3 separate regions of the Homo sapiens genome follow, and all the other regions are linked to region 1. The links are chromatin loops, found by intact Hi-C in ENCODE. Cell type or tissue: PC-9. All regions are shown on one strand. Links, peaks and the distances in the headings refer to the core of each region. The heading gives the core; the rest is flanking DNA.

Evidence for each region. A loop is a pair of places that touch in the nucleus more often than their neighbours do. Peaks named below come from ENCODE experiments on the same cell type or tissue, not always from the same donor. Only the 100,000 strongest peaks of a DNase experiment are listed, where the experiment ranks them.
Region 2: it touches region 1 in a loop (8-fold over the local background); 13 of 110 quality-filtered maps call a loop at or near these places.
Region 3: a loop joins it to region 1, with 3 times the contacts of the local background. A loop is called at or near these places in 6 of 110 quality-filtered maps.

What each region holds. Positions count from the first base shown.
Region 1 is chr3:182,613,689-182,622,106 of GRCh38, forward strand. No RefSeq gene overlaps it. Among named protein-coding and RNA genes, the nearest start is that of LINC02031, 26 kb to the right of the region's middle. In PC-9, for the core only: CTCF peaks have their summits at 4,621 (motif pointing left) and 4,823; DNase peaks (open chromatin) are centred at 4,613 and 5,523; H3K27ac peaks cover 1,446 bases.
Region 2 is chr3:181,206,168-181,214,585 of GRCh38, forward strand. The region is part of intron 3 of SOX2-OT (SOX2 overlapping transcript); the gene reads left to right. Among named protein-coding and RNA genes, the nearest start is that of SOX2-OT, 150 kb to the left of the region's middle. In PC-9, for the core only: CTCF peaks have their summits at 4,251 (motif pointing right) and 4,451; no DNase peak of the experiment used is centred there.
Region 3 is chr3:182,272,720-182,281,137 of GRCh38, forward strand. No RefSeq gene overlaps it. Among named protein-coding and RNA genes, the nearest start is that of LINC01994, 210 kb to the right of the region's middle. In PC-9, for the core only: no CTCF peak of the experiment used is centred there; no DNase peak of the experiment used is centred there.

The sequences.
Region 1 (8,418 bases), core at 105-8,104:
CAACCTCCCTTAGATAAGATTCTGGCTCCTGACTTCATTCTCCTCCTGCCTCCCACCTACCCCAGCCAAAGAAATGCCCCTACATACTTCCCACTCACCCAGAGTCATTTTTAGCATGAAATTAATGTTTTTAAAAGATAATGTGAATATAAAAATAACTGAATTTGTTTGCTCTCCCAAAATGTATATTTTCATTTTTATGTACACCTCCTAAATTCGTCAATTGATCATTAATATAAAACAGGTGGGTACATACCGCTGACTTTACTAAGAGCTTTCAGATGCATTGTCCAATTTAATCTAATCTCCACAGCACCCCACTGCCCTCCCAACCCAGATTTGTAGCATTTTACAGATGAAGAAACTGAGGTCCAAACAGACTAAGTCGCTTTTCCATGATCACTCAGAACTAAGAGACAGAGGCATTTCTGACTTCAAATCCTGCCTCAACATCTGGAAAGCTAAGTGCTTATAGTCAGTCTCCCTTGTGGAGTACAGGCAGGGCCATCACCTGCTTAACTGGGAAAGAAGCAACACTCAACACTCACCCTAAGGTCTTACCCTTTGTAGACCAGTCCTTTAGCTTTCTGATTCCAAATGATTTGCTGCTGCTGTTGTTGTTGTTCATTTATTTCATTTTGTTTCCACAATCTCAGCATACTTAGCTAAGAAAATGCTTTAACCCTAAGAGACTTTTCATTGAGACCATCTTAGACACCTGTGGTCCCCCAGTAGAGGCGAGGCCTCTCCAAATGGCACTACACACTCAAAAGATACCCGGGCTGGCTCTTAAATCCCTGCTTGCCATATAAGAAAGCAAAGTCAGTCAAAATGAGGGACTGTCTCAGTCTTCGGTGCATGAATGGTCAACTTTGGCACCCTTGGTTGACTTGGTCAGTGATCCAGAAAGTTCAGTATAAATAAATCATATAGATGCCACATTGAAATGAGTGTCACTGGATTAGCCAATGAGTGAAAAGAGAAGCAATCAGAAAGCAGATAGCACTAACACCATCCTAGGGTTGGCTAAGCCACCTCTGTCTTTCACTATACATAGGGTTTATGTTAAAGGGAAACTGGCTAGATCCATGTATATTCAAATCTGTGTGATAATGCACCATCTTCTCACAGGAATCTCCTAGACTGGGAGTCCAGATGCCTACAGTCTAATCTCAGATCTCATGAGTTCTGTGATGCTAATAACTCACTTAACCTATCTGGGCCTCAATTCCTTCATCTGTAAAACAGGGGCACTGAGAAGGTTTGAGCTGAATTAGAATTCCCACTTCTAACACTGCACAAGGGACACTATACTGCATTCTCTTCTGGAAGGATGTAACTTTGCACAAAGAGGCAGTAGGACATACACACTGGAATTAGTCAACCTGCATTTGAATCCTGGTTCTGCCATTTACTAGCTATGTGTCTCTCAGCAACTTACTTAACTTTTCTAAGACTCAGTTTTGTTATTTATTATAAATAACAATAATAATTATTGAGAAGTCAAATGAAAGAATGCATATAAACTGATGAGCAGAGTGCCTGGCACACAAGAAGTGATCTTTAAAAATGCTAGTTCATATGACATTTAAACATGTTTCTTATTTTTGTGCATCAAAAATGTTCATGTGTATCAAAAATGGAAATGATTCATTTCATTCTGTTTTTTAAGCTTTCTGGTTTTTGTGTAAACCTGGAAAAATTGTTCATAAGCTCAAGTTCAACTCCAGTTATAAATTCAAAGATGTCTGATTAAAAACTCTCTACCTTGTTGTGGAAACTCATTTGTTGTAATATTCCATTAAGCCAGCTGTGAGCTGGTCAACTGAGCACCCACTGTGTGTCAAGCACATCTGAAAGAATGTAAATGCTTGAAAGGATCATTTAAGCAAAACCTATACAAAGAAATATACTCCTAATTCCTTTATTTTTTGATTCTGTTATTTTATATCATTGACCCTTAGACACAACCATTGAAATTAGTCCAGAAAGAGAGTGTGTATGTTTTATGTCATTCGTTTACTCAAAAAATATTTATAACCATGTATTCTGTACATGATGCTGTGCAAATCTGAAGCAGATGCAGATTATCTAATCCCCAGCTCCTAGGAGCTTGTTATCTTGTAGAAAAGATGCTACATACAGATATACCTATCAACCAAAGCAGTATTCATGTGCCATTAAAAAACACAAAGTAAAGAAAAATGAAAAATTATTTCTAGCTGGAGACAGAGAAGAAGTAAGGTGAACCTCTTGAAGAAGGTGGTATTTATACTGGTCCTTTAATGGCGAGCAGGATTTCAATGATTAAGAGATAGGTTTTAGGGAGGAGAGTCCCTGAGGGCCTCCGAGAAATTAGGAATGACAGGCATCAGCAAAGACTGGGAGAGTCAGATCCATGACATCCATCCATGAAACGTGGCAGAGTCCCATCTGGTCAGCATGTGAGATACAGGCAACAGTGAGCACCAGGTTGGGAACGCTTTGCCTCAGCGGAGTTTAGGCATCATTTAGTAAACAAGGGCAAAGCATGGAGGATTTGAAGAGCAAGGGGAAAATGCTCTCAGAGGTGTTTTAGGAAGAACGATCCGGCACTATGATCTATTTCTCCTTTCCCAGAGAAAAGCCCTACAACCTATGTCCCTCAAAACAATATGTTTATCCTCAATGTCTCTAAAAAGTGCTATGGCCATCCCTAGTAGCATATTAACTGTTTAAATAAAAGCATTATGTGAAAGACTGCAGTCCTTATGTCAGGGTAACATTGAAGGTGCAAGGCACGTGTCAGAAGATGAAATAAACTCAGAGTAACCTATCCCCTCTAGAGTCCTGGCTTTAAATTCAGGTTGCATCATAAATGAATAGGGTTTGGTGGCCTCCCGCCTATCTCCTGGGAACATTTGTTTGATTTACAAAAGTACGACACAATTTGACACACTCAGTATAATTAGCATTCGCTATTTGGGAGAATGCCCCCAGACAGCTAGAATTCAAATGCACCGAAGCCAGACCTGAATTTTTTTTCTCTGTCCTCCTCTTCCATTTTTTTTTTTCCTGCTCTCTCCTTTCTTCATCAGAGGACCATGCAAGCTGGAGATTCGAGGAAGCAAATCCCAGATGTCCCGGGTGCTCTACACACCAAATCAAGCAACAAAATGCATGTTTCAGCCTCTACCGTTCTGCTATGCGTAGAGAACAGAGGCTGTTGTTATATGTTCTGCTCCCCAGACTTCTTCATGCAACTGTTGATTACACAGTGTTGGTTTCACATAAAGAGTTTTTCTGGAAGAAGTCCCATTTCAGAGAGAGGTGCTTAGTATTTAACAGTGCTCCTGCTAATAATGATTAAAGTTATTACTGTTACTTAAATAAAGCAGGGCATAAATACATAGAAGACATTGGGTTAACTACTGCTCACAACATATGAAAATATCCTCTTTTCTCAAGCACAGGAGTTTGCCTGTTCATTTTAAATCTGTTTAATTCCAATTTTAGGGGGCCTTGTGACAGTCATCCAAAAGTTAGCTGCCAAAACTGTGACTATATTAAGCTGTTTATCACACACCAACTAAAGGTGGTGCGTGCTGGTAGACACACAGAAAAGCAAAGAAAATTGGAGCTCATTAGCCAGGGAGGCCAGGAAAGCTTTAGGAAAATTCTGAACTGGGAAATATTTGTTAGAGAATTTTAGTTGTGTTTCTTCTAAGGACAAAAAAAAAAAAAAAAAAAACAATCTAAGTTTATAAACAGAAGCAGCATAAATGAGTTAATTTTAAAGTTATAATAGACAATGAAGAGGTGAGGATAAATAGAAAACACAGACCTCAAACTCCAAGGCAAGTGAACGGAATCTTCAATTTCTTGATCCTTTGGTTTGACATGGTTGACACGCTTCCCATGGCTCACAGCCTGAAAATGCAAGGCAAGAAATTCATTTTCTATTTTTTTTCTATCCAAAAGTTACATGTGTCATTTTAGAATCATCACAAGTTTCAATTGGATGGGATCCAAAAAAATGTCATCTTCCTGTGAGTGCGTAGCAATATAGCAATGCAGAAATGGAATCATAACTGACCTGGAAAACAAGGAGGGCCTCTCCAAACTCCACATCCGAATGGACACACCACATTTGGTTTCTTCTCAGCAGTGACTAATTTTGATTAGATTTGAAGGCCCAATTTAAGCTTAGCCTAGAAGCTGCTTCCACTGCTTATTAGTGGTCTGTGCCCTCATTAACTATCATTGAAGAATGAGGTGGAAACAATCATTCAAGAGCATCTACTCAACTCTACATTCAAAGCCACAGCAGTTTATTTTATCCTTTGGTTTGGTGACGGCTTGGGAAGGGGAAGTCAATTTTCCTTCATTTCTTGGAATAGAATTGGAAACTAATTGCATGTTGCTCTTAAAATTCGTTAAAAAATAGTTTGAAACTAGCCCATAACGTCACATAACCATAGATGACAATTGGCCCCTAATTGTACCTCAAAGTTTAGCCACTGACGGTTCATTTGTATTTTCCTTCTCAACACGCTTTCCCCCTCCCCAGCACCCCAAACAAAACATGCTACTTTTAAATAAGATTTGTGGAAAGTCCTAAATGGGGTACCATAGACGAGTAAACAGTGTCACCTAGTGGGCCAGAGGACACTAGGAAAAGAAGAAAACTAGTAATCTGTACAAATGAAAATACCGGCCAACTGACAGCATTAGGCCACATTTTGCCTTCATTTTTGCCCTCTGTTGTCAACCATGAGCAAAGAAGAAAGTTTCCTCCAGGACACACTAATAAATAATCACAAACAAATAAACGCCAAACCCCACAGCTTTCCCTCTCTAGTTCCCTAATAAAGATCTTACCTAAGTAAAAATAACAGCTGGCATTAATTCAGCATTTACAGAGAGCGGATATTTTGCAGAGAGCTTTACCTGGGGCATCTCACTTGGTTACCCAGAGTCCCATTATTGGTTAGGGAGCTTTGGTGACTTGCTTGAAATCATAGACTCTGACACAGCCCCTGTGGTAACACCTGCTCTGTAGTACCCCCCACACAGCCCAAGGGCAAACAATGAGATCTCGGAGGGACAAATATATGTAATAACAGAATCATTAGACACATATTAAGCATTTACTGTGCCCCAGACTATTTAGGGGATACTAAAATGCACTGACATGGATCCTGCCCTCTAACAAGTTGTCATCTAAAGGATCCATTTGTAGAGTACTTTAGAGTTACTATCATTTCAGGCTATCTTCATGTGCCTACAATGTAATCAAGGTCCTGATTTTAGAAATGAGGTTTTGGGATTCATCCAAGTTCACACAGGTAAGAAGTGGCAGCCCTTCAGATTTAAAGGTGAGTGGATCACTCCACCTCTTGCTGCCTCTTTCACCAGTGCAGCTGCTAGAGATCTCTGGTTTCATGACGAGGTATGGAGGCCACAGACGGCAGAGAGCTGACTCAGAGAACAATTACCACAGGGTTCAGGGGTGGAATGTTCTTTCCCTCTACCATCTCCAAACCATCCCAGCCTGACAGGAATGACCATAAATCAAATCTCTTGATAGATTAGATTAAAACAGATAATTCCCATTCTGTGGGTCTCAAAGAATGAGAACTATAAGGAGATTTTCTTAATTTAAAAAGGGGTGCCGGGCGCAGTGACTCACGCCTGTAATCCCAGCACTTCGGGAGGACAAGGTGGGTGGATCGCCTGAGGTCAGGAGCTTGAGACCAGCCTGACTAATATGGTGAAACCCCATCTCTACTAAAAATGCAAAAATTAGCCAGGCGTGGTGGCAGGCACCTGTAATCTCAGCTACTCAGGAGGCTGAGGCAGGAGGATTGCTTGAACCTGGGAGGCGGAGGATGAAGTGAGCCAAGAGCATGCCACTGCACTCCAGCCTGGGTGACAGAGTGAGACCCCATTTCAAAAAAAAAAGTGGGGGCGGCAGGAGTGGCATACATGAGAAACCTACAGCAAACATACCTAATGGTAAGAGATAGCATGCTTTCTGTTCTCACTCATAGGTGGGAATTGAACAATGAGAACACTTGGACACAGGGTGGGGAATATCATACACCGGGGCCTGCCGTGGGGTGGGGAGAGGCGGGAGGGATAGCATTAGGAGATATATCTAATGTAAATGACGAGTTAATGGGTGCAGCACACCAACATGGCACACGTATACATTTGTAACAAACCTGCGCGTTGTGCACGTGTACCCTAGAACTTAAAGTATAATAAAAAAGTAAATAAATAAAAATAAATAAACAAAAAAATAAAGAGATAGCATACTTTCCCCTGAGATCAGTAACAAGATAAAGATATTCTCTTTCACCAACCTATTCAAGGTCCTAGCTAGTGCAGTAAGATAAGAAAAAGAAATAAAAAGTATACATATTAAAAAGGGACAAGTAAACTGTCTTTACCACAGGTGACATGATTATTACAGTAGAAAACTCCAAAGAATCTTTAAAAAATTATTGGAACTACTAAGCAGGTTTAGCAAGGTTGCAGGATATAAGGTCAATATACAAAACTCATTGCTTTCCTACATACCAGCGATGAAAAACTAGAATTTGAAATTAAGAAATAATACCATTTACAATACCACCCAAAAAAAGAGGAAGAAAAAGTACTTGGGCATATGTCTAGCAAAATACATATAGGATCTGCATGTAAAACTTACCTTCAGTAGGGAGGAAAAAAATCCTTCTGTTTTATAAAAATAGGTTAACAGAACAAGGAACAGTATATTCTTCATCTTTGTACAGAATGGGAAATTCTTCCAGAGGCCAGACTCAAGATTTCAAAATCCTGGGATTAGTAGCCCACCTGGGGCCATCTGGGCTCCTTCTCTCTTCTGCGGTCTTACAGAATAAGGGAACCAGGGTGTGGCATACTCAGAGTGCCTTAACTCACTTAGGAAAGCTAAGGAGAGAACAAAGAAGGGAGGGGAAAAAAATAGCGTTTTTCATTAAAAGCCTTAATACCATCAGATGATAAAAAGAAGTAAGTACAGCCTTTCTCCTGACTCTAAGGACATAATGCTTTTTCATTCTTCCTGCAGTTAAGATCACAGATCTAAAATCCTTTGAGGATCTTTTTTAATTAAAGAGATCACTTTAGCTTATTGAATGAAGCTGAGAGATGCAGCTCAAGTTTTCCTACTTCCTACCTTCCACACTCTCAGCAGCACAAAGTTCATCTGCATAAACTATGCACCCTAAATCCAGACAAGGCCTTGCCTTGACTTGTATGATGCTTACTCTGTGTTACTCTGGGCCAGGCACTTCTCTACTAATGCACTTTACACCTATTAGCTAATTTAATCTCAATACCTCCATGAAGGAGGTGCTATTGTCAGTCCTATCTAGACAGCTGAATAAACTAATAGCTAATACATTTTTTAACATTGCAAATTTTCTTTTAGGAGTTTTACTTTGGGCTTGCTTATATGGCCAACAACTTATAACATATGTCAACTAAAATATCTTATAATAGTCTGACTGCTTCAACATTTCAAGAAGCTATTGTTTGTAAAAAGCAAAGTGTATTGGTGAGGTGGGATCCTGGTGTGGAGGTCAAGAGGCAGGGAGGGTGACTGAGTTCAGGAGCATGTCTGTAACCCCAGTGTTGTGCTGATTAGTGTTCAACAACCAGCTCTTCATTTAAATAAAAGGAGGGGTGGGGAGAAGAAAAAAACAACAGCATAGGAAGCCCTGATTTGTTGTGGTTGCCAATTTCTGTGTATAAATACTCTCACCATTGCCAATTTTGAAGCTCATGAAGTTCCTGAAAATTTAAAAATAGGCTTTCAACGAGCCAGTAGGGGCTGGCTCTAGCACACCTGCAAAGCTCCATGAGGACAGAGTCCATGGCTGTTTTATTCAGCCTCACAACTAGCGTAGTGCCTAGCATGTAGTAAGCACTCAGGAAATATTTGTTGAATGACTGAATGAGTGGATTAATGAGATGCAATCAGGTAAATTAAACAGAGGTAAGTGCACTGTCTTCCTTTGGCTATACTATAATCAGAACCTGGTTGCTTCAATGACATCACAGTCTTGATTTATCATGATGGTTATGATTTGTGCTACAATTCTGTGGGGGAAAAGGAGTGTTATCTCAACATTGTGCTTTGTTAATCATAATAGGAGTGCTAAGGGAGATAAGACTCTTGAATGTGTGTTTTCAAAAGCAGGAAAAAAAGAGACATTAGATTTGTTTTTGTTTGATTTAATCAAACAGAATATACTTATAATTTTAAAATGTTATTATTTAAACTCCTATAAGGAAAAAAATCGTTCTGTTATATGTATCTGAGACTCTAGCCTCTAACCCCTTGAAACAATAATTGAGACAATTATTTTGATAACCAAATATTCTTAGGAACTCAATTGTTTCACTGGA
Region 2 (8,418 bases), core at 283-8,282, 1.4 Mb before region 1:
TCCACGCCTGGCCAGTTGTTGTTTTTAACTTGACAATACATCTTGGAGATTACTCCTTATTAGTATGCAGAGATCTTGCTCATTCCTTTTTACAGTTGCATAGCACTCCACTATGATGATATCATAGTTTCTTCAGCCAGTTCCCATTCATGGACATTTGAGTTCTTTCCAATCTTTTGCTATTATACATAGTGCTACAATAAATACCTTTGTGCACAATCACTTCATATTTTTCTTGTTTATCTTTGGGGTATATTCCAAAAAGTAGGTTTGGGATAGATGCCAAAGGTCAAAGGTACAGGAAAATTCCCTCCATGTGGAACTGTACCATTTTGCATTTTCATCAGTATTGCTTGTTTCTTTCCTGCACTTGTGGTAGAGAATGTTCTCCAGCTTCTGATTTAGGACAGACCCTCTCAAATGGGGACAATTATTGTGGACTCCCAGTGTTGACTTAAGTGATTTTAATTATTATATTACTTACATATGAGAAAACATAAAATTATATATAAGTTCTTTATGCTTATAGTTTTTATGAAAGTATACAACTAAAGCAAATATACAGATTAACTATAAATAAACTAGAATCCCAATACAATTTGTGTTAACAACATTAATATAATAAATGATGTTATTTTTCTGAAATGAAATGGCCACTTAGAATGTGAATATGGTATTGATTCTTGTAACACATTTTTTTAAACATTGAGTATGCATATGCGCAATATTATGTGCCAGGTGTATTGGTCAAGATCCTTTGAGTTACAGGAACAGAAGAACTAGCTCAGCAAGAAAACAACAACAACAACAACAACAACACCTTTTTGTACTGTTTTGGATCACAAACACATAATTGGGAAGGTGAAACCATAAATTAAGAAATGAATGAACTCAGGGGTTACAATTATTTCATTTGAATTCTCTACCTCTGCCCCTGGTTTTATCCATACAGCTTTATTCTCAGACGGACTTTCTCTCTCTCTTTATCCAACTATTAGCAAAGATGTCCCATGGGTAGCTCCAAGACAATAGCATCTTTACAGGTCAAGGTCATCCCAGAAATATAAACCCCCCTTGTTCCCTCCCAAATCCATAAGCCCTGACCAAAAATGACACTGATTGGCTTGGTTGGATCATATGTCCTCCTTTGAACCAATCACTGAATCCTCTTATTAGCCAGCTTGGGTCATTTGCCCAACTTACTGGGAAGAAAGGTAGCTCTCTTAATTTTCAGCCCTACCAAAAATCCCAAAAGAAAGGCCTACAAGACAGATAAAGACTGACAGATACCCATGCCATTGTGAAATTACTCAAATTTTCCACTACTTTTCTCTACTGAAACTATTGGAAAAGCCTGGATGTAGTACATGATTGTGTGACTTGTCCTTCATGTGATAAAATTTCATCATCCACACATTAAACCTACTTCAGTTCTTTTTTTTTCAGTGGGACTATACCATTGGAAGTAGAATTACTTGAAAAAAACATAGTCACTGAAATGACATGATAGTTCTCAGTTCTAAAGTGTTATTCAGAATACACTTACGTGATTTTAATTTGAACTGTCATAACAATGAGAACCCAAGATTAAAATATTCTTAGATAAAAGATCCAGAAACCACCCACCTCCAATTTGTGCAGATGCCGTTTGAGGATTAACTCTTTAAAGCATGGAGAAAAATTGAATACTTTCATTAATGTAGTTTTCTAATGATTTGTGTGATTTTTAATGTGCTGATAAATTTAATATCAAATTGATATGTTGTTGGTATTTTACCTACAATTTATAAAAGCAAATACATATAAAATAAAAACAAATATAAACATACATCTGTATAGCAAGTGCAACACTTGTATGCTCAAGAGCTTCAGCTTAATTGAGTTTACTTAAACCATTAAGCAGAGTTTTCTGAACTTTCTTCTCTGTATGGTGAGAAACCCAGGGTCTCTCTGAATATCTCTTAGGATTCTCAGGAGTGAGGGGTACTGTTTTCTGTATCTTACTTCTGCTTCCTTTATCCTGCAATGTGGGATTAATTGGGAGTGGAGATTAAAGATTAGAGAAATCTGCTTTACTGCCTGGAAAATTCAATCCCAGGAACTGAGAAAGAAATTTGGAGATATTCTTAACTATTTTGAAGGTGTGTGGATAAAATTTATGTGGAGACCTAAAAAAATTATCTTTTTATTTTAAAAAATTTTAACTGGTGCTAAGCAAAATATATATATTTAACCATCTCTTTTTTTAAAAGTTCATTTTACCCACTTGTCTTACTTTATTCATTCTGCTATAACAAAGTACTATAAACTGGGTGGCTTATAAACAAATAAATTTATTTCTCAGTTTTGGACGCTTAGAAGTCCAAGATCAATAGACAGGTATGTGGCACACTCCTGTAATTCCAGCTACTCTGGAGGCTGAGGTGGGAGGATCACTTGAACCCAGGAAGCAGAGGTTACAGTGAGCTGAGATGGTGCCACTGCCCTCAGGCCTGGGCGACAGAGCAAGATCAAGTTGCCAGTAGATTCAGTATCAGGTAAGGGCCTATTTCCTTGTTCATAGTTGGTGCTTTCTTGCCATGTCCTTACATGGTAGAAGAGGCAAACAAGTTTCCTCTGGCTTATTTTATAATGACACGAATCCCATTCATGAGGGCTCTGCCCTCACGACCTAATCACCTCGAAAAAAGGCCCTACTGCCTAATACCATCGCACTAGGGATTAGATTTCAACATATGAATTTTGGGGGAACACAGACATTTGAACCATAGTACCACTTCAGGATGCAATGGACAGAGATGAAAAAAAGTTACTGATTTTGCTCAGCTACAGAAGTTATGGAACTGGCATCACTTTATTAATTCAGGAAGTGCTTCTCATGTAACTGACCTTAGTCTACCTCTATTGGCCAAAGTTTCCTCATATATAAGAAGGGTATGTGGAGTATCATCTCTACAAATCATTGGCAGCTTTACTGGTTAATAAAGACACAGTCTTTAGAGCTGAAGGAATGAGAAAATGGATTAATATGGAGGTTAACTTAAGATAGAGAACATTTATTCCCTTATGAATTTTGACTTTTAAGAAAAGACAGCTTCCTCCCAGAAGAACAGATATGGTGAAATGGTAAAAGATGGAAAACCAGCTATGTAGCAGGTATAAAGACATGAGTCCCTTTGTTCTGAAGCATCAAGTCTCTACCTAATGCTAGAAGGAATTTTTAGAGAAATGGAGGCATAGCTACAAATGAAGTGGAAAGAAACCCTATGTATTTGCTTTATAAAGAAACTGTGACTTTGAGGACAGTTTTTACATTTAGGAAAAAAAATTTAAGTGGGAAAAAGTGTCACCAACAGCACACAAACCATACTGAAATGATTGTGAAAAGTCTGAAGTGACTGAACTCAAGAATATGAAGATCTCAAGATACTTCTTTGCAAATATGTCCCTTGTAGATGACAAGTCCCTTGTAGATGACAAGTCCCTTGTAGATACCAAATCTTGGGGTAAAATCAGCTTTGTGAAAGACTCACTTCCATGTAAATGTTTGCACCTTCTCAATGGGCTAGAATTTTATTGGTGAATGTTATTAATGGTAATGGGACATAGGTACACAAATCCTTTTCTGTGTCACTGGGAGATGGGAACTCTTAGTATGCAAAGTCTCTGCTGAAATCAAAGGGAATTTGCATAAGATCCACATTGGTTGCTTAACGCATAGTGTAGCTGGCATCCAGTGCATGCTAAAGGACAACATAAAAACCTCAAACACAAAATGGCTCTGTGCATTAATGCTGCTTAGGAAAGTGCTAGCTATTAAATATTTTCACCAGTATTAAGTATCTTGATATTTATTCTTAAGTAAGATTTTGAAAAATACTTATCATCACACTGCAGTTGATATGCAAATTTTAAAGCAACATTTCAGAAAGAAGCAAAATAATGCCACCAAACTGTTTATAAATTCTTCCATTTAAAAATAGTTTGCATCATATAAAAGTTAACTCCAATTCTCTCATACCAGTTAAACAATTATTTCATCAAATGGAATTGAATCTTAGTTTCTCAGTTTGCACAGAGAAGAAAATTCAAAAGAAGAATCAGAAATTAAATTGAAGTTTAGGCAATGCATTTTTAGGCAAAAATAATAGTAATATATGGCTGATATTTTCAAAGCTTGGCTTTTATTTTAAATTTTAAATTTATTTTTATTTTAAAGCTTCAACAGTGTTTTCCAGCAGGTGTCACTGTAGGCAAATATAAAATGACAAATACATCGTTTCTACAGCTTGCGGCCAATGGTTCCTTGAGAAAAAGATTTATATTCAGACTTCTCAATTATGATTTTGTTTCTGGTGTTGTCATTGTTGTTAATATTAGTCTCCTAGCATAATTTTCTGTTCCTATTGATGCATTCACAATGCAGTAACACTACCCAGTTGAATGAACAGAAGCAGTAGTATGCACTATGAAGTTCCACCCAGTTTGGGGGTAGAACTTTTACCATTTATAGAAGAGAATCCTAGAATCTTGAAATGCCTATCTAATTAAGATATATTTTAATTCTGAAGCCTCTGGCGGATTTTTCCTAATAGTCTTAATTAGTAATTTCTGATTTTTATGGTTGCTATATAAACTTTGTTAACGAAAAAACTCTAAAGTTTCATCAGGAAGGAAAAGCTTTAAAAGTATTCGGCAAAAACAGTTATCATTAGTCTGGGATGGGTATATGAAAGGAAGGAAGGACGTAATAATGTTACTGGTTACCTTGAAATTATACTTCAATGGTTGGGTTAGAATTGAATTCATATTATTCAGCCTGCAAAGGATGTCTCATTAGTTCCCAGAGAAACCATTTCTGAACATATTATCTCAAGGAAATCCAGAGAATCCATTATTTCTCTTTGCCCCCTTCTTTTTAATATGCACAGCACAGAGATAGGGAAGCAGAATGATAAGGTACTAGCAGGAGAATTTTCCAGGAGTTATTTTGCTGATTTCAAAGTCTTCCTGTTTCCTGGTATCCGTAAGCATCTTGGCATATTGTTCAGAGCTCCTAAAGAAGTGTTCGGTCTGCATCTACAGGCTAGACTTGGCTGCTGACGATTTGACATGTGCAGACAGATTTTTAAAAAAACGTATACAAGAGAAACTGGTTTAAAATACCCTTCTCATCTCATGCCCAATACAAAGACCCACATGACTGAAAAAATGTTTTATACACTTGATTCTTAGGAGAAGAAAGTTGTATTCCATGCATCCAAGCAGGTAAGCAAAAATATTACTTTCTCCATTTTATAATCAACTCACAAACTCTCAGGGAAATTGCTGGTTCCTGTGACTACAGTTCTGAATCCCAAAATAGGATCCACATCTCCTGACTCACTTCTTTCCCCTAGAACACATCGCCTAAAATAGGCGCGTTTTTTAGAATCCAAAAACATGTTTTCCTTTTAATAATGTCAGCGTTTACTGAGCCCCAACTCTATATCTGGACTATGCTAAGTACTTTATACGCGTTTCTCTCAATTCATTTTCTTCTTGCTCTCCTTTCCTATGATGTAGGTACTATCATTCGTTTTATACTCACACAGGAATAGATTCAAAGAGAACAACTTGCATGGGATACTGCAGCCAGGAAGGACAGAGAAGAGGCCTGGATTTGGGTCTTTCCAAATCCAAAAGGCTTTGTTCTTAACCAGTATACTCCCACAGCAAATATGATACATTATTTAGGAGAATAACAAACTATCCTTGGGAAGTTACACAAAAGAAACCAAGGCACTTTTCCTGTATTCTGTATGCTTTAGGTTAGAACCAGCCTCATCCTGTCCAAGGTGTTTCAGCTATAGCCCTGTATGGTACCGGCTGTGTTCAGAATAATGCCTGCAATTCCTGATGGCATTTCCCTGATTTCACTTATTATATCTATAGATTTAAGGTAAGATTCTTAACAAAATCAAAGGCTCTTCTGGGAAAAGACAATAACTAGAAACTCTGAGCATTGTAAATCTCACAGCCTATTGCATTTTAAGAAAGTGTAGTAAATATAATGAAAGAACTTCAAAGAACTACTCACAGTTCAGTTTGCACCATGTTAGAATATTTCCATTTGAGGCCCTTTGGAAAGGCATTTGGACTGTAACTTTAGTAATTGCAATGAAGTTAAGAGTTTACAGTGGATTTAAAGTCAGAGAGTCTTGGATTAAAATCTTTGCTGTGTCACTTTCCTGAACCTCAGTTTTCTCATCTCTAAAATGGTGGCTAATGTAAAAATAGCAGCAGCAATGAGTCAGTGGTTGTTAGGCACTAAGCAATGTTCTAAGTGCTTTACAGTCATGTCTTTCTTTATGCTCATAGAGCTCTTTACACAATGCATGGCACATATTAGAAAGCCAATTTGTTTGCTTGTTTCGTTTTGTTTTTGAAATGAGGACAGGGACTCTGACAAATTCATCTTTAACATTATAAGGGAAACTAAGAATCTGTCTTAAAACTAGGAGTCTGTGTTAAGGAATCACTGGATATTTGGATTTTATTTTCTCATTTTCCTATTAGTTCATTAATTCTCACTTAATTGCATGCTTTTGTGTCCTATCATGACCAGGAACTTGTTTTCCTGTCCACCTTCTTGTTTTCAGGAACCTGTTTTTCAGGAACCTGTTTTCTTGTCCACCTTCTTGTTTTCCCACGTTATTTCCTTCAAAAACCTCATGGCCTCTCTTCTCCTGGGTCCCAGGCACTGGAGGGTGGGACTTGCTGCCTGTAGGTGCAACCTGAACCCAGTACTCCTACACCAGGGTTAGGAGTTAGTGCTTCTGGTAGGAATAAAGTTACGTTCAAGCATGCATGTACACATGCACGCACACACACCCACACAAGTTAAATCATATATATGAGTTATAGTAAAATCATTTAAATGAATTTACAAGTTTATGTAAAATATCAAACTTTTCAAAAGATAATGATTTATGGTGTCAAAGGTAACGTGCTCGTTGAAGAATACTGGGAAAATAGAGAATATATTTAGAGAGAAATCATAATCTCAGTAACAGAAAGAGTAAGTAACATTGTATTCTTTCTTTCTAAATATGCTTAACTTAATTCATGTGATTTTGTATCTTTTAAAAATATGCTTTTCTGCTATAGATTGACATTGAAAGAAAAAAGACATTTAAGTTTCTTGTGATTCACAATAGTAAAACATGGCACTCTTACTTGACAAAGGAGAAGCCACTGCAGAAAGTGATTTTAGTCCAAAATCGTGTTTCTAACAATATTTGAATAGAACAGTTATGCAACTGCCTCTCCTAGAGTGTATTAGACAAGTCAAGAGGCTCTTGCAGCCACTGAAGAGATACTGAGGGCTGGGCGAATGTGGAAGCCACTTGGACCAAGAGAAGGTGGTGTGCTGGGCTGAGTGGGGGATTCCTACCACCTGGGACTTGCAGGGTGGTGGTCAGGAATGGGTATAGTATAGCCACAGCCTGTGTGCTGGAGAACAAAAAGCATGAAGCAATAACTCTGTAAGAGTAGTTACCCTTTGAAAATAAGTGGATACAATGAGCTCAAGCTCAATAGAAGAGTTAAGGTAACAAACATGCTTGCTCTCTGATATTAGGAGGTTTTTAAAGGCTACAGATGTTAAGACTTCCCTGAAGCCTTGAAACCCTTGGGTAAACACAACAGAAAGATGTGGGTGTGCTGGAGCCTGTGGTTATTTGATGCTGGAACCCAAGGTGTGACGTGTTTAAGGCCTTAACTTCAGAATAAAATGGAAAACTGAAGTTAAAGTGGACTAATAATGGCTGAGGTTTAATGGTAATACTGAATTTAAATTTCTTTCAACTTTGCCCTAAGTTACGTATGTATGTCTCTTTCCTCTGCTTTGTGTGCCCTCCAATTACCTTTCCACACAGCACACAAAATGATCTTGTAAAGAAGTAAATCAAGTCTCATCACTTGCCTGCTTAAAGTTTTCCTAAATGGCCTCCTGGATGTGGCTGCTATGACCCTCCTTTCATCATCCTCAGCTTCAGTGACCTTCCTGAACCTCTACTGGGCTGCTCCAACCTCAATTCTGCCTCTCCAACCCCTTCCTCTGGTTGATGTCAGTTCTCAGCTTGGTGTCACTGCATCCTGGAAAAAGACAGACACAAGCCCCCAAAAAGATAGATGCACAGTGTTCATTTAAAAAGAGAATGAGTTTTCCCAGATCTCCAGGTACTTGCAGTGGTCTATGTGGCCAGGCAAATATTTATGATAATTTACACACAAACATATATATAGGTACACACAGACACAGACACACACACACACAACACAATATCATTTCCAGGAGTGTAAAGACATTTGATCTTTAGAATGACTTAAAACGAAAACTAGATGAGCATATGTGTGAGGCTGAAAGTAGTTGTG
Region 3 (8,418 bases), core at 283-8,282, 340 kb before region 1:
AAAATTACTGCCCTACCCCAAGAACATAACATAGAACTAGTCCCTTGATGTCTACTCTGCGGAAGCCAAACAGATAAGCTCTTCTTCTTTGGTAGGGCCTGTCCTCTGGTCTCCCCTGTCCCATGAAGGAAGGTGAGGAAAGATAGGTTAGGATGCATGAGTCCAATCAACACAAAAGAGAGCAAATCCCTTAGGACAACCACCAAGAAAAATCAAAGAAGAGATATCACCTAGCAACTTCTTATAGAACAGATGAGCTGCTCCTATGTTAGTTTTCAAAAAGTCACTAATAATTACATTGGACCTCCAATCAACTATTAACACTAGTAAGAACAGGAAAGAGGAAGAAAGAATGAACTAATAGTTTTTAGGCATTTATTTTATGTTAGGCATTAGGCTTTACATGTATCATTTTACTTGATTTGCCTAACATTTCTTTAAGGGAGGCATTATTCTAGACAAATAAATTGAGGCACAGAAAAATTATGTAACTTGTCTTCTGAGGTTTACATATGTTTAAATTTTTTAGAAAACTCAGAAAACTAGAAATCCTAAAGGACGTCATTTAGAGTTTTGCATTCCTTGAGGATCCTTACAACTAATGATTTGAAAACTCATCCTATACTTTTTCAGAGAATAGAATGTAAGTCATTCTACAAGCATTCAAAAAAATTGAGTGTCAGGAATTCTAAAGGGTGTTCACTTGTTTGATGCATTTTTAATGTATATAGAACATGGAAGAGTGAATTACCCATAATAAAACTTGTTCATTCACCTTTTTTTTTTTTTTTTTTTTTTTTTTTTTTTTTGGTTCTTAGATGGAGAAAATAAGTAGAAGGACTCAGGGTAGTGAAATGTAAAAACCACTTGTATAAGCTTCCACCCATGGAGACACTCTAGAAAAGAGTAAGAGGAAAATCGCCTCTCAAGGAAATGTCACTGTCACAGGAGAAATGAAAAAATACCCTCTGGCCTGGAGTCAGGAAAACTGGGTTCGAGCCCATTGACTCTTTTAACTTCCTGTGTGACCTCAGGCAAATCTCTCCACTTCCCTGAGCCTCAGTTTTCTCATCTATTAAAAAAAAAGGAATTGAGCCCTAGGTTGTCCTTGCCATGCTACTTTTTAATTCCAACACACTATTACTCCCTGAGAGGTAATATTAATAGCTATGTCCTGGTTCGGCTATTTATGCCAAAGTGGTTTAGGTCAGTGGTTCTCAAACTTTAGGGAATCGACTGGAGGACATGTTGAAACTCAGATTGCTGGGCTGCTGCCCCGCAGTTTCCAAAACAGTAGGTCTGGGGTGGGGGCTCTGAATTTATATTTCTAAGTTCTCAGGTGATATCGATGCTACTGGTGGAACCACACTTTGAGAACCACTGATTCAGGACTTGAAGGCTTTTCAGTAGATTAAAGATAAATGTAAGAACCTATCAAGGTCAATTCATTCTAGTAGGCTACCGACTGCACTTTTTTTTTTTTTTTTTTTTTTAGACAGAGTCTCGCTCAGTCGCCCAGGCTGGAGTGCAGTGGCGAGATCTCGGCTCACCGCAGGCTCCGCCTCCTGGGTTCAGGCCATTTTCCTGCCTCAGCCTCCTGAGTAGCTGGGACTACAGGCGCCCACCACCACACCCGGCTAATTTTTTTGTATTTTTTTAGTAGAGACGGGGTTTCACCGTGTGAGCCAGGATGGTCGCGATCTCCTGACCTCGTGATCCGCCCTCCTCAGCCTCCCAAAGTGCTGGGATTACAGGTGTGAGCCACTGTGCCTGGCCACTGAGTGCATTTTTAAGTTAACCTAAAATATTCTAAAAATATCAGACTGGATGTCAGAGCTGGGGGAAACTCCTCTGATCGGGAAGAAACATATTTTCCTATATTCTAGAAAGGTATCCTCTAAAAGATGGGTGGCTATGTTTGCCTTGGATATATCTTTCTGGACCTATTCTACCAGACACTTTTGAGACTGTTTAAAAATTAACAAAATCAGCTGGGCCAACATGGTGAAACCCTGTCACTACAAAAAAGTGCAAAAATTAGCCGGGCATGGTGGCATGACACCTGTAATCCCAGCTACTCGGGGGGCTGTGGCAGGAGGATTGCTTGAACCTGGGAGGTGGAGGTTGCAGTGAGCTGAGATTGCACCACTGCACTCCAGCCTGGGCGACAGAGAGAGACTCCATCTCAAAAAAAAAAAAAAATTAACAAAATCACATTTGTGCAGAAGTGGGATGAGTGTATTCAGGCACTGGCTCTGGTCAGGCTTCTAAGTTTGGGGAGCCATAAGCCAAACCTCTCCTTCTCTGTCTAGGTTCTGACCTACCCCAGCGACCTACCACAGACAAATTCCTGAAGTCAATATCACACAGTGGAGTCAGGCTGCCTACTTTCTATTCCTTAATACCTAACAACTATTCCACCTTTAACCTCTCATACCTCTTTATCTCATCTGTAAAAATGAAAATGTTAGCCTCATAGGATTGTCATGAGGATTAAATGAAATAATACACCTTAAGCACTTAGAATCTCTGGCACACAGTACATGCTCAATAAACGCTAAGTTGTTATTTCACTCCTTACCAGAGAATATAACCTTAAACTATCTACTCTCCACCTCTGAACAAATGTACAAGTATGACATAATCAAGGAAAATATTCAAGGACAGGTCAAGAAAAGAGCATCAAGGATGGGCTGCCCATCCATTTCCCTAAATCAAGCCATCATCACAAAGGCTACATGCTTAGACCACACTTTGTTTTGGGGGCTGGGAGTCCCCAAATTGTGAAACTGCTTTTACTAAATTTAACTTTGGCCTTAGTCAAGTCCTGAGAGACAGCATGAGAAGTAGTTAAATGTAACTCACTTTGAGGTAGAGATAGGAAAATGTCTTTTTCATTGCACCTTGTCCTCTTTAGGAGGATCCACTAAACTCATTTCTCCTGAGCAATGTTTTATTGTTGTTCCCTTCGTATTTTTATATGTTCTTATATTGTATTTTCCTCTTGTTTTTAGTCACCAGTAAGCTAAGGGCTAAATCTGTGCCTGCCTCCACTATTGTATAGGACATAACAGCATGTGTTCATTTGTGCCCTGGTTTTTTTCCTTATCTACACTTGACTTACTCTTCCAGCTTGATTTTTCTTATCTCTTTATCACTTGGAGTTGCATGTATTTTTTCAGCCTTTTCCAAGATATTTCGGATAGAGTCAAGGCATAAATGAGTTAATAGATTAAATGATTCAAATCATATAAGGCTACAGAGAATTATCATATTTTAGAAATTTAGTGTCTGGTGAGGCAATATCCTCTTAATTTGATTTATAGTTTAACATTGGGATAGAACATGTTTTTATCCAATGAATGTTTTAGTAATCTTTATCCTTATCTTTCCATAAGGAGAATTTTTAGAAGATTATAGCTTTAAGATACGGAATACTTAATAGAAAGAAGACCTCATAAAATAGTGCACACTTCACAAAGACAGCATAAATCCCATTCAGCCTCATGAAATGTATGTATGTCTCAATGATGTAAGGCCTTGCTCTTGCCTGTTGGGAGGGAATGGAAGACTGGTCAGTCTCGTGACCTCTCTGGGAAGATGATGATTTAAGGAAACCTGTGATGAACCATTTTTATAAAGTGAAATAACCTTTGGCAATTTGTACATGAACCTTCCTGCCTACCACTGTACCCCTACCTACTGGGTGAAACAGTTTTTAGAGTCTAGGATTTTGTGCCTTAGGCTTTCTCAGAGTAAGACCCACCATTATAAATAAGTCAAATTCAGAAGCCTCAGCCCTCGAAGTGAAGCTCAATTTTCTTTTTGTGTGGATGTTGTTTCATGACATGGTATGATTAAATTGCTGTCAATGAAGCAATAATCCCTCTGGGAATTCCAGTGACAAAATCCTTTAGTGAGCTCTCCAATTCTCACATCTAACAGAAAGACACAGGCCCTGATCCCGAGGAGCACTGAGTGCTGTCCAGCTGCTAGAACTGGCCAGTGCTGCATCTTCATTGCCCTTCCTCTGGTTCAGTTCCCTGTCCAGAAGTCCAGGGAGTGACAGCTGTGTTTGGGCACCGCGTAGCAGGCTCCAGAGGGGCCTGCACTGCAAAACCTCCCTGCCAGGGCTCAGTGGGGAAGGCACTTCTTATCACAGCAGATTTCCATCCACCTGTTTCCTTGGCCTTCCTCTCTCAGCAGAGTATACTATACAGCTTTTTAATTTTGTGGGTGAGAAGGTTCTTGGGACCTTTTTCTTATTCTTCCCTAAGTTTCTCATCATTTTGGATCAGCATCTCCCTACTCCTTACTGGGATTCTCCTATTTCATCCATGCCCACCATATTGCCTTTCTTTCCCACAGAACAATATTTGTATTTTCAGAGGGCTGAGTTTAATTTTGAGGCAAAAAAATTATACAGTCTTCAAAAGATGTCTATGATTATGAAATTCTCACCATGTTGTAACTCAGATTTTTCTTAAAATTAAAAAGTATACATTTAAAATGTTCATGTTTTTCCAGCAATCAATCTTAGCATCACTAAAGATAACCTGATATGATATGCCTCCTGGGAAATGCAATACATACATTGATTCACCTAATTTTTTTCCTTCCATCATGGTATTACTTATGTACTGTAAAAGTCAAAGTAGTTCAATGAGTTTTGAAAAATCTATGCACCCATACTACTGTCCCCAAATCAAGATACAGAACTTTTCCATCACCTCAAAAATTCTCCTGTGCCCCTCTGTAGTGAATCAGCATCCTCTGGACCCAAAGTCATATGTTCTGATTTCTAACATCATAGATTAATTTTGCAGTTTCTTGTACTTCAAATAAATGGGATCGTATCGTGGGTACCCTTTTGTAAATGGCTTCTTTCTCTCAATATAATGCTTTCAAGCTTTATCCATATTGATGGGTGCAACAATTAGTTACTTCTTTTTAATGCTAGTATTCCATTGTACGAATATTTTACATTTTGTTTATCCATTCTCTTCTTGGCAGATATTTGGATTGTTTCCAGTTTGCAGTGACTGTAAATTAGGAGTGATTGCAAAGAAAGCTATTATGGACATTCTTGTAACAAGACTTTTATTGTGGCCATGTGATCTGATTTTTCCTGGATATATATGTAGAAGTAGAATTGTTAGGTCTTCTCTGAAATATTCCTGCCAAAAAATGTCTCTAATTTATATCAAGGAAGGCCTATAGGCCCAACTTTCAGTTTACAGGAAACAAAGAATAGAAGAAAAAGTTAAATCACCACAAGAAAACAATGACATTTTATATGACAATTGGCCTGCTCTCCAGCAAGTTAGTGTCATGCAAAAAAATACGTGGGAGGGGTTGAGGGGGAGAGGAGAAAGGGTGGTATTGGTTTGGATTCTAAGAATTATAAGAGTCATCATATCCAAATGTAATGTGTGGTCTTAATTGGATCATGGTTTAAACAAACCCAGCTATAAAATATTTATTGGATAGATTATGAATTGGGTTTTAGGCAATATTAGGAAATATTTGTTAATTATATTAGTCGTGATACTGAAAAATTGTCATTATACAGAAAGTATTCTTATTAAACACTTAAAGTGTCTAGAGGTGAAATGTAATGTCTGTAATTTACTTGGAAAAACTTCAGCAGAAAAAAGCATATGAGGCAAATGTTAAAAATTATTAAATCTAAGTGATGGGTACATGGGTGTTGGTTACACAATTCTCTTTTCTTTTACCGTGTGTTTGAAAATCTTCATAATAAGAGGGAAAATTATTTTTGATTATATTAAGTATAATTGTTATATTTGGCTCCAGTAATTTAATTTTTTATCTCCATCCTGTTTTAATCCATAGAAAATAGGCTCTTTTATTTGTTCACTATATTTCTCCTAGTTTAACTCAGTAGATGGCAAAATAGAGAGCCAGTGGGGCTACAGTAACATCTTAAAATAAGTTCCCATTTAATAAAAGCCCTACTTATAATACTATCAACATAATTGACAATTTCTTAGACTAGAGATCATTATCCAGTGAGCCATAGCAAGTTGTGAAGCAGGGACAGAATAATAGATTTAGATTTCAATTTATGAAGCCCTTTGTAAAAGCTGCAGGAATTGGAAACATTAAAAATTTTCAAGACATCTCTACCTGTCTCTCTAACATGCTGCAACACTGTAGAAAGTTTATTTTACATGAGCAATTTCTGTTCACAATATTCTAATTATGAGTATCAAATGGAGCTTCACCTTCCACCACCCCAGTGATTCATAGCATTCGTGTCAGCTAAGTTAAACTCTGTTTTGTCTGGTTAAAATGATTTGGTATTTTGCACAAACAGATCACAACTTCTTTCCTCCCCATTCATAAAGGAAGTCTCTCTTCCTCCCCTCAGAGTGGTATTCATGCAGGTCAGCCCTTCTGCTCTCTTCACCAGCTGTTTTGCCCTCTTTTCCTCAAATGTATTATCATCGTTTCACTGCATTCTGCTATTTTAAATCAAGAGAGCCCCACAGTCAAGGACAGCATTACTCTTTTCCACCTAGTGCTTTCCTTAATGTTTGTTGAAGAAAGACACTTACTAGTGATTAAAACAATAGGAATATGGAGAAAGAACATGATTTAAGATAAGCATTTGTTCAGGGACATTTCTTAGGGCTCAGATCTTGTGTATAGGTCTGTGGTGGGGATTGCAGGATGTGGAATGGAGTATACTAGAAAGGATGGTGTAAATTCAAAAGACACAAACATTGAGTTGTTTTATTAGCTGCTCTGTGACCTTGGGCAAGCCACTTAACATTTCTTAGCCTCAGTTTCCCCAACTGCTCAGTGAGGAGTTCAGATCAAATTATTCCAAGATTGTATAAGTTCTAATATTTAACAACTGCTTTTAAAACCTTATAAGTCTGTTATAGATAATAAGACATTAACTGTGCCATTATTAGATGAATAACATATAATAGGAGAAAAGCTCTCAACCATTAAGAAAATATTTGATTTAAAACTATGAAATGTTTATCAAAAAAAGTTGGAGAAAACTAATGTTTCCAAGAGATATAATATAGCTAATAAATATGCACAAAATACTGCTTTTGTCTTCTATTGACAAGAGAATGAAGATGGAGTCCCTGATGAAAGATAATAAGCAGATCTGTTGGATTTCTCTGAACAGCAAAAGGTCCCATAACAATTTGGGAAATTTAATCAGTGAGCAAGACCATATCAAGTCAAATGCATTTTTGCCGAAGCACGAGAGGTAAAAATAGGATCAACCAAATTCACATTCAGATGTATCATTGTAGCTGCAAGTGCTTTCCCCCCATAGGTCTGCTTTCATCTCTCACCTATTTGTATTCACTAATACTCTCTCATTGTCCTTAATTTTTCCCCAATTATTTTTTTTTATTAAAAACAGACACAACAGATTAAGGATGTAAAGTTGAATAGCACAGCGCATTAGTCAAAACAGACCTTTGAAATGGCACACAATAGTTCCCCAAGGTGGTTTGTTTTATCCCCTTTCAGAGTTGGGCTTCTCCCTCACTCCACCTTTCCTGTCTTAGTCAGGCTTTGTACCAACCAACTCCCCTCAGCTTGGACCAGGTAGGGTCAGCTGGAGGTGAAGCCCTAGTGAGGTGATGGGAAAAAGCACAGTCTGGCTCGGGATGGGACTCTCTCATGGTATCATTTAGAGGTCATGGTTTTTACCCTAGCAGATTTTCATAGGGTCCTTCATTAAAAATTAAGATTCTACTACATTACAGAACAGTTTGGCAGGCTACTAGAAATTGCCATAAATAATTTATCAGCTCGTCCATTCTGATTTCTTCCAAATACTATCTTTGTTATTTTTAGCACAAAGGAAATCATATCTAACTATTGAGTTCAGTGGAGATGGAAGAAAATGCCACCAAGTATAGCATTTAACCAAATTATGGGAAAGCATTTTAATTATCTTCATATCTTATTATATCAATAAATGATAGACAATATATGATTGAATTTAGTGGTGTGGACCCTGTACTTAACAGGAAAATGTCATTTGAATTAAAAGAAAGCAGACTATTGAAGCTCCAGGAAGGATTGGCTGAAATAGATGATCCCTAAATTATATGACTCAATTCAACCAACATTAATTGAGCCCTCTTATGGTGTACAAAATAAGTGAGTCAAATTCTTCTCCATATAGACCTCTCAGTGTAGCAGATATTGCTGAATAAATTGACTGGTTGGAATACAAATTGCACATTCCCATGAGAATGATATAATCTATGTAATAAAGGTCAGATCACAACAAAACCCCTTAGCCCATACTGTGAATTTCATCTAGAATTCTCAGAGTTGTTTGGAAGCCTCACACTGAACGACTCTGTTTCCATCAGAAAGATAATTCTTTGATTCAACTCAGGACAGAAAGAC